2 separate regions of the Homo sapiens genome follow, and region 1 is linked to region 2. A link is an interaction called in ENCODE POLR2A ChIA-PET data of the cell type or tissue named here. Cell type or tissue: MCF 10A. All regions are shown on one strand.

Region 1 (5,000 bases), 230 kb before region 2:
GGACTATTTCACAAGGACCCTGTGAAAAAGCAGGAAAATGACATGAGTGGCCGTGTTTCTAAGAAGATGGTCTCTGTACATTTTTCAACCCATGAAAGAGATCTAGGAGTTGTTATGTAGGGCTCCCTAAAGACATTCACTTTTGATATTTTTGTTTCTACATTCAGAAAAACCAACATAATCCTGAACATAGCCATGAAGAGCATTAGAAGTAAAAGAAGTATATTCTTTCTGGATTCAAAATGGATGTCTCTTTACCTTTATGTTATTTGTACAATTTGAATTTTCAAGACTGGGCAGCAAAATGGAACAATGATTTAAATAAGGATTACTCAAAACAAAAATGAATATATATCATACAGGACATTAAACCAGAGAAAGAGCCCAAGAAAGGAGATTGAGCAAAAGAAATCTTATAGAGATTCTAAGTAGGATTGCTGTAGGCTAGTTTGCTACACCCCAAAAGTTTGAACCAAAGGCTTTCTTTTGAATTTAAAAAACCTATTTTTGAATGAATTTGCTTAGGTATCTCTGTGGCAGATAATAAAGATGGGGCAAATAGCATGGGTGTTCAGACTGAAAAATGCAATTTTATTAAGAGCTTAGTTTAAATTATGATGTGTTTAAAGAGTAGTCAGGAAACACCAGTGCTTTTCCATCAAAAGTTCCATTGAAATGATGTCCATTGACATCATTGTGATAAGCTATATTGAGGAATCATTGAGTTGGTTCGGTGGTTCTGGCCCTTGTACAAACCAGGTGGTCACTGTACTTATGAAACATAGATATGGAGGCTAGGGTTTGACCCAAACATATAAGTTGACCCTCAGTATTTTAGAAGGCTTTATGTTTTAAAGATTGAGTGATCACTTGTAGTCTATAATTTGTGCTAATTTATTCTGGACCCCTGGTACAATTACTAATACAGATCTGTTTTTGTCATCCAATACATAGTTTTACTGTGACTGTCCTATAGAAGGTTAAATTTAAGGACAGCTGGAAAAACTGAAAGATATTGAATGTATCATCTACAGTCTCATCAAGAATAGAGGAAGCTAGATAAATGGCTAAGATTTATAAAAAGGAGGCACTTTTTGGGAGCAAGTTTTCTGAAGGCTATGTGTTGTTTTTTTTGACAGCTTTTTCTAGATTAAGCATGATGATTATGCCTTCCAAGATTGACAGCAGTTCCTAAAGGGCAGTCCATCTGCCCACAACCTTTTCCTTGAGTGGGAAATCCACACCAGAAGCCCCACTAGACTCAGATACTTGTACTACATAATTTCTTGAATTAGCAGCAGTGCTGTTATTCCAGGTCCATGATGACTCCTTAAGGCACAGAAACTAACCTGTTCCTTGTGCCCTCCTATATAGAAATTAGTACCCAGAGTATTAAGTTGTAATCTTGATGAATGGCCAAGAGATAGTAGTGGTTTTTGAGGTTGGTAACAATTTGCTGTCTCTAATAATCACCCCACAGGTGGAGTAAGAGTGCTTTCTGGGTATTCCTTCACAGCAATACTTGTATAGGAAGACTACCAGGCTTGAGCAGTTGCATTTGATTGCTTCACATTTCATGGGGGAGACTGCTTTCATGAATGTGCACATTACCTTATACTTGTTCTGAGGAAGACACCTCCCTTCTGCCTCCAGTCTATTAGCAATTCTTGTCAGCTTGATGTCTTATATATGTCCCCAGCCTCTCCACTTCTTCATGTGCACTGCCATTACCTTGCTTTAGGTCACCATCTTCTCTTACTTGGTTTATGGCAGACATAACTGGCCTCCCCTCTTTCACTCTTGCCCCTTTGAGAATTCTCCACAGAGCAGCCAGACCCATTTTAAAAATAATACAAATCTGATCATGTCACTGCCTTGCTCAAAACTTGCTGGTTGTACTACTCATTGTACTTAAGAGTAAAGTTTAAGATCTTTAACCTGGCCTTGAAAGCCTTGCATGATTAGGCCCCCAACTATATGCGTCCTCGTTTCCTACTGTATTCCTCCCTATTCACTGTGATCCATCTCCCTTAGCCATCTCTCTTCTTCTTCAAATACACTGAGCTAGCTTGCACTTCAAGTTTTGAAATTTCATTTTCTTTCTGCTTGGAATGTTCTTCCACCCTTTCATGTGGTCAGTTTCTTCTGATCATTCAGGTCTCAGCTCAGATACCAGTTCCTCAAAGAGACTGTCCCTGAATACCCTGTCTAATGTTCCAACCCCCATATCACCTTCACCTTATCCTGTTTTATTATCTTCAGAACACTTACCACTATCTACTCTTATTTCTTGTTTGTTGTCTCTCTCTTGTACTAGGTAAGTTATATGACAGCAGGGACAGCATTTGTCTCGCATACTTTTGTATCCCCAGTGCCCAGAATTATACCTGGTACATAGTAGACCTAGTTCTACAAATATTTGTGCATAAAAGTATAAATGTTGTTGCTTGTTGCCATCAGCATTAACACTTCTCTTAAAACTGTCACAAGTTCCTCTGTAGAAGGTAGTTGAATTGACCAGGTCCCCAAGTTGCTTGAATTCTGTTAGAAACTACAGGGCTTGAACACCTGGAGGTGGACTCTCACACAGTCAATAAGAGCAATGTAGCCTACAAACCCCACATTGGTGGTACAATCTGTAATTATTATCTCCTTTGCTACGGAAGATGATAGCTAACAAAAGCGTTGATGTATTTAACATTTACCATGCACCAGGCAGATAGTAAGCACTTTACATGTATTAACCCATTTAATCCTTGTGGCAAGTCTATGCAATAGATATCATTATCCCCATTTTATAGTCTTGAGAACTGAAGCACTGTCACACAGCTGGTAAGTGGGAGGAATCGGGAAAGGAACCTAGGCAGTCTGACTCAAGAGTTAGAATGTCCACATTAATTTCACAATCACCCCCACGAGTTGATCTCTTTGCAATTTGCACATCATTACTAAAGTTATACACTTGACTTCTAGTGACCTAGTAATTTTGATTTTGGTGATCACTGCTTGCTAAACAAGCCCACTCAACTTCTGTCATCATGACTCATATCAGGTCACGCTTGCTGTTTTGGCAATACTGGATCATTGTGAATGAGGCTATGTTGTAGTGGAACACTCATTTGAAGGCTTTTTTGATGGCCTTGCTGAATAGAGTAAAACCTTATAGATAATGAGTTTCAAGAGCTTGTAGCAGAGGATGAGGCCTGGCTTGGGATTGTTTTGAACGTAACTGTTTCCTGAGGCTGCAGGAGTCATTGCCTATGAAAGATCATCCCCAACTTGGTTTGATTTAAGGTTTTCTTGACATTAAAATGGTATGAAAGTGATACACATTCAGTACACTCCTCAACTTATGATGGAGTTGTGTCCCATTATACCCATTGATATTTTCAGTTTACAAGGCAAGGAGCATCTGTATTTAGCTACTGCTCTTGAGGAAGCATTCTGTTTCAGGCCAATAGGAAGTCCATGCTGAGTTGGATTCCAATAGCTTGAGTCTTAGCAGGGATCTTGGGGAGAGATGATGCTATGGCATATGCCGTCCAATTTTGCCTTCCCAGGAGCCAGACCCACTACAGCAAAATACAGCATTTACTTCTGACACCCACCATACAAATATTCTCCTTCCCTCTACTTCCTGCTCAAAGAAAGATACCAAATACCAAGAAAGGAAGAAAAAAAAGGGGGGAATGTTAGCATAAGTGAAAACTCTGATAATTTACTTTATACTGTAGATCATATAACATGTTTGTGGGTTACATATTTATATTGCATATTTATATCATTTATATTACTACTACATGATTTAGTAATATAAATATGCAATATAAGTATGTAACCCACAAACATGCTATCTGATCTACAGTATATAGTAAAACTGCATTTATAGTGCATGAACATGTGTGTAAACAGCACTAAGACCATCCTGTGTAAAAACTGCATTTATAGTTCATGCATATGTGTGTAAATACCACATGCACATGTGTGTAAATGCACATGTGTGTAAATACTGCATTTATAGTTCATGCACATGTGTGTAAAGACTTTTGGGATCCCCTTCCCGTGTGTGTGTGTATATAAAAATAAATACATGCATTTAGATTTCCCTACATGTATTTTTTCAGACTGGCAGCCACCAATCAGGTCAACATTACAACATGACAGAAAACTCAATATGTTGTTTTAAATATAGTGTTATGATAAATGCATATGTATGAATATAGTTACAAGAAACAAAGTTGAACTTTTTGTAGATAGATGCAATCACTGAAGTCTTACAGTGTCTCGTGACATGTAGGCATGCCTACTTACTGTTGGAATGGAACTTCTGCTTTTCAGTTTACGGTTTTAGCTGGGGTGTCACTAAAGCACATTGATGATCAATGGTCACTCTAATTTTTCTCTTGTAACAGACCTTTTTGTTTGGTTTGTTTTTAATGGAATTTGATGAAGAGTTCAAATGTATTTTTGTAGTGACTTTTTTGGGGACAGTCCTACCTACTGTGTTTAGTAGATTTCTTTTTTAGATAAGTCCTGCAAAATTTATACTTGCTTGCCTCTAGGCTGCATACTACCCTTTGGAAGGGAGGTGTACAGAGCTGTCTTGCCAGGTGTTATGTTAGGCCTTAGGATGGCTTCTGTAAACTGCACCAAAGATGGAGCCTACCTGACATCTCAGAGATGTTTGCCATCTTTGGTTGCTTAATTGTCCTTCACTAAGACGTGTTAACCTTTGGGTTGTTAGGCTGCCATTTAATGCACTGGAAGAAAACGTGTCATGTGGAAACTTATTACCTCCCCCAAAATCATGGTAAAGTATTTACCTTCTACTCACAGCTTTTTCTTTATTTAAAAATTTCTAGCTTACCAGTATACTTTATACATCACATTTTAAAATATGGATTACAAGATAGTCATAATTTGCTAGGTACTCTGAAGACCACTATTCCCATGGTTATACTTTGAGTTTTTGCACTATCTAAAATGAAGTCACACATAAT
Region 2 (5,000 bases):
TTAGTAGCCTACCAAAGGAAAAAAAAAAAAAAAGCCCAGAACCAGATGGATTCACAGCTGAATTCTACCAGAAATACAAAGAGGAGTTGGTATTATTTCTTCTGAAACTATTCCAAACAATTGAAAAGGAGGGACTTCTCCCTAACTCATTTTATGAAGCCAGCATCATCCTGATACCCAAACCAGGAAGAGACAAACAAAAAAAGAAAACTTCAGGCCAATATCCCTGATGAACATTGATGTGAAAATCCTCAATAAAATACTGGCAAACCAAATCCAGCAGCACATCAGAAAACTTATCCACCATGATCAAGTCAGCTTTATTCCTGAGATGCAAGGCTGTTTCAACATATGCAAATATATAAATGTAATCCATCACATAAACAGAATCAAAGACAAAAACTACATGATTATCTCAATAAATGCAGAAAAGGCCTTTGATAAAATTCAACATCCTTTCATGTTAAAAACTCTCAATAAACCGGGTATTGATGGAACATATCTCAAAATAATAAGCGCTATTTATGACAAACCCACAGCCAATATCATATTGAATGGGCAAAAGCTGGAAGTATTCCCTTTGAAAACCAGTACAAGACAAGGATGCCCTCTCTCAACACTCCTATTCAACATAGTATTGGAAGTACTGGCCAGAGAAATCAGGGGAGAGAAAGAAATAAAGGTATTTAAAATGGAAGAGATGAAGTAAAGTTGTCTCTGTTTGCAGACAACATGATTTTATATTTAGAAATTCCCATGATCTCAGCCCAAAAACTTCTTGAACTGATAAGCAACTTCAGCAAAGTCTCAGGACATAAAATCAATGTGCAAAAACCACAAGCATTTCTTGACACCAACAATAGGTAAGCAGAGAGCCAAATCATGAATGAACTGCCTTTCACAATCGCTACAAAGAGAATAAAATACCTAGGAATACAGCTAACAAGGGATGTGAAGGACCTCTTCAAAGAGACCTACAAAGCACTGCTAAAGAAAATAAGAGAAAATTTAAACAAATGGAAAAACATTCCATCCTCATGGATAGGAAGAATCAATATTGTGAAAGTGCCCATACTGCCCAAAGTTAGTTATAGATTCAATGCTATTCCAATAAAACTACCTTTGACGGTTTTTACAGAATTAGAAAAAATTATTTTAAATTTCATATGGAATCAAAGAAGACCCTGTATAGTCAAGATAATCCTAAGCAAAAAGAACAAAGCTGGAGGCATCAGGCTACCTGACTTCAAACTGTACTACAAGGCTGCAGTAACAAAAACAGCATGATACTGGTATCAAAGCAAATATATAAACCAATGGAGCAGAACAGAGACCTCAGAAATAACACCACAAATCTATAACCATCAGATATTTGACAAACCTGGCAATAACAAGCAATTGGTAAAGGATCTCCTATTCAGTAAACGGTGCTGGGAAAACTGGCTAGCCATATGCAGAAAACTGAAACTGGACCCCTTCCTTACACCTTATACAAAAAGTAACTCGAGATGGACTGAAGACTTAAATGTAAAACCCAAAACCATAAAAACCCTAGAAGAAAACCTAGGCAATACCATTCAGGACCTAGGCATGGGCAAAGACTTTATGAAAAAAATGCCAAAAGCAATGCCAACAAAAGCCAAAATTGACAAATGGGATCTAGTTAACTAAAGTTAAAGAGCTTCTGCACAGCAAAAGAAACTATCATCAGAGAGAACAGGCAACTTACAGAATGAGAGAAAATTTTTGCAATCTACCCATGTGACAAAGTTCTAATATTCAGAATTTGCAAGGAACTTAAACATATTTACAAGAAAAAGGCAAACAACCCCATCACAAAGTGGGCAAAGGATATGAACAGACACTTTTCAAAAGAAGACATTTACGTGGCCAACAAACATGAAAAAAAGCTCAACATCACTGATCATCAGAGAAGAGCAAATCAAAACCAAAATGAGATAACATCTCATGCCAGTCAGAATGGCAATTATTAAAAAGTCAGGAAACAATAGATGCTGGTGAGGCTGTGGAGAAATAGGAACACTTTTTACCGCTGGTGGGAATGTAAATTATTGCAACCATTGTAGAAGACAGTATGGCGATTCCTCAAGGATCTAGAACCAGAAATACCATTTGACCCAACAATCACATTATTGAGTATATACCCAAAGGAATATAAATCATTCTACTATAAAGACACATGCACATGTATGTTTATTGCAGCACTATTTACAATAGCAAAAACATGGAACCAACCCAAATGCCCATCAATTATAGACTGGATAAAGAAAATGCTGTACATATACACCATGGAATACTATGCAGCCATAAAAAGGAATGAGATCATGTCCTTTGCAGGGACATGGATGAAGCTGGAAGCCATCATCTTCAGCAAACTAACACAGGGACAGGAAACCAAATACTGCATATTCTCACTCATAAGTGGGAGTTGAACATTGAGAACACATGGACACAGAGAGGGGAAAAACACACACCAGGGCCTCTTGGGGGGGTGTGGGGTGAGTGGAGGGAACTTAGAGGATGGGTCAATAGGTGAAGCAAACCACCATGGCATATGTTTACCTATGTAACAAACCTGCATTTTCTGCACATGTATCCCCTTTTTTTTAGAAGATAAAAAAGAATATAAAAATAAAATAAATATTTTACTCCTTTTGCTCTCTGTCTCCTCACACACACACATAATTTTATAATATTTTTCTGAACCATTCACGGGTGAGCCATGTGCATCATGAGCCTAAGAATATGACAAAATACTTTTATCTAACATATCTCTTATATTCCAACTATGCCAGTTGACCCAGTAGTGTCCTTTACAGCATTTTCTCCTTGAGTTGAGAATCCAGTCTAGAACCTGGTAGCACATATAATTGTCATATCTCGCTAGGCTTCTTTAATCTGGGACAGGTCCACAGCCTTTTCTTGCCTTTTGATCATCCAGTCAAGGTGCTGCCCAAATTATTTGATGTATAATTACTGGTTATATTACTTTTTTGTAACTAATAAGTTGTCTGTGGGAAGTCACTTGGAGAATATGCATAATTTCCCCCAAGATTCAGCCTCCACTTATCATATTTTATTAATTTAGTCTTTATTATGATTATTGTTAAATAATTATTTTTTAGCTCCAGTACTTCCTTCATACTTATCAGCAATCTATTTCAAGGAAAAACCCTTCCCCCATATTTATTTATATATTTATCTATTACTGTCAGTGTGGACTCATGAATTCTTATTTTTTCAGTGGTTTACTCAGTAATTTTGGTGCTTATATTGTCTCAGATTTTTCCAGCAGGAATTTTTTTCAATTTGTTAACTGCATTTTGTGGCATGCTCCCAATGAAATGAAAATTTCTATTATGCTTTTGGTATAACAAAACATAATATGTTTTTTTACATTTCAGGCTCATTTTGTGTCTACCCTACCCTAGCTCTGGCATCAGTCATTTCTCCAAATATCCCTAAGAATCAGGTTTTTTTTTTTTGCTCTAATTGTGCTACATGTTTTGAGCAGGGTTCGGATTTACTTATTATATTGTCTGTTTTCTTTCATCTTTTTATATTTTGATGACATTCAAGCAAGAATGAGTCTCTCCCACTGGTGGAAAAAGAAATTAAATTGGAACTTCCTCTCCAAAACTCTTCTCCCAATATGTTAAATAGACATAATTAGTACCATATCTAATTTGTGGGTGCAAGGCTGGGTGTATCAAAATGGAGAAAGACTATTTCACTTCCAGCTTCAGTATCTGTATAGTACTGTGTATGCAAGCCTATTTAATAGAAATATGTATATAAATGTATATAATGCAAGAATACTGCAGTTAAATTAAGCTGTTTCCTGTTTTATCCAAATTGCATGGGAGAAATTTCAATCCTTGGAAAGGAACACAAGACAAAAGCAAATGAAAGAGTATAATTTTAAATGTTTACAAATATTGCCTTTTTCAGTGTAATTCTTACATAAACAAATAAATGAATAACATGGATGTTTTGTGGTACTGCCTACAGCTCTGGGTATGTTGTGCAACCCCATATTGGAAGAGAAAAACTTGTTACAAGATAAAGCCATAGACAAGTAAAGATTCTGTATGAAACCATCTAGTTATAGTGAACTTTATTTCTTCGAGCAATCTAATAGGATGTGAGGATGGCAGAGCATCACTTATGGGAAGGCAGAACAACTGTGATTTGGTTGATGAAATGCCCCAACCACAGCATTTCTGGCTCCAAGAATAGTCCAGGCTAACAATAACTATCCTTTCTGAAGCTATCAGAGGCTGAGAAAATGAATATGAGCTCTTTGCCGCATAGAGATGAGGAAGTCTCATTTCTAGGGAATCATTTTTCTCCGTTCTGGAAGAGAATAGCCAGGCTATTCAGAAAGCAATGAAAAAGAGGATATTTGAAAGTTGCATGCACACTGACATGTGCTCTGGCTTTCTAATCTTGGGGAGGAGTACAGTGTCAGTCACAGAAAATTAAAATTCCAAAGGATGAATTTAGCTATATAGTAGAGAATGTGCTTCAATCAAAAAAGACTATTGCCACCTGGCTGAAAATATTTTCATTATTTCTTTCTTTTTGGTTTAGGACTTCTTGTATAAAACAATGCAAGACAAAATTCATAGGAACCCCCCCCCCCACCAATATTTGTTGGTGTTATTTCTTCTGGCAATAGCATCATCATTGCTTCAGACTGAACACAAGCATGGAGGAGAACCCCTCAAATCCCATGACCCCATCCCAAAGAAAGTGGTCTTTGGGAGAGGGTGCATCTATCTGCCTTTGACTTATGAGAAACAACAGTATCTCTCAAAGCAACTTCAAACCTAGGAAGTTAGGTTGTGAGAACCATAACGAAGAAATAACTTCAGCATTGTCTAAGATATTAGGTTGTGACATTGTACCTATTATAGAGGTCCTGAATAATTATGGAATCCTAACAGCCAACATTGAGTTCATATGGACATAAAGAT

Evidence for each region. ChIA-PET counts read pairs that join two places held together with the same protein. Peaks named below come from ENCODE experiments on the same cell type or tissue, not always from the same donor. Only the 100,000 strongest peaks of a DNase experiment are listed, where the experiment ranks them.
Region 1: POLR2A ChIA-PET joins it to region 2 with 5 read pairs; 2 of 35 experiments call an interaction of 5 or more read pairs at or near these places.

The regions. Positions count from the first base shown.
Region 1 is chrX:85,920,996-85,925,995 of GRCh38, reverse strand. The region is part of intron 8 of CHM (CHM Rab escort protein); the gene reads left to right. Among named protein-coding and RNA genes, the nearest start is that of MIR361, 20 kb to the right of the region's middle. In MCF 10A, no CTCF peak of the experiment used is centred here; a DNase peak (open chromatin) is centred at 2,965.
Region 2 is chrX:85,690,851-85,695,850 of GRCh38, reverse strand. No RefSeq gene overlaps it. Among named protein-coding and RNA genes, the nearest start is that of MIR1321, 140 kb to the left of the region's middle. In MCF 10A, no CTCF peak of the experiment used is centred here; no DNase peak of the experiment used is centred here.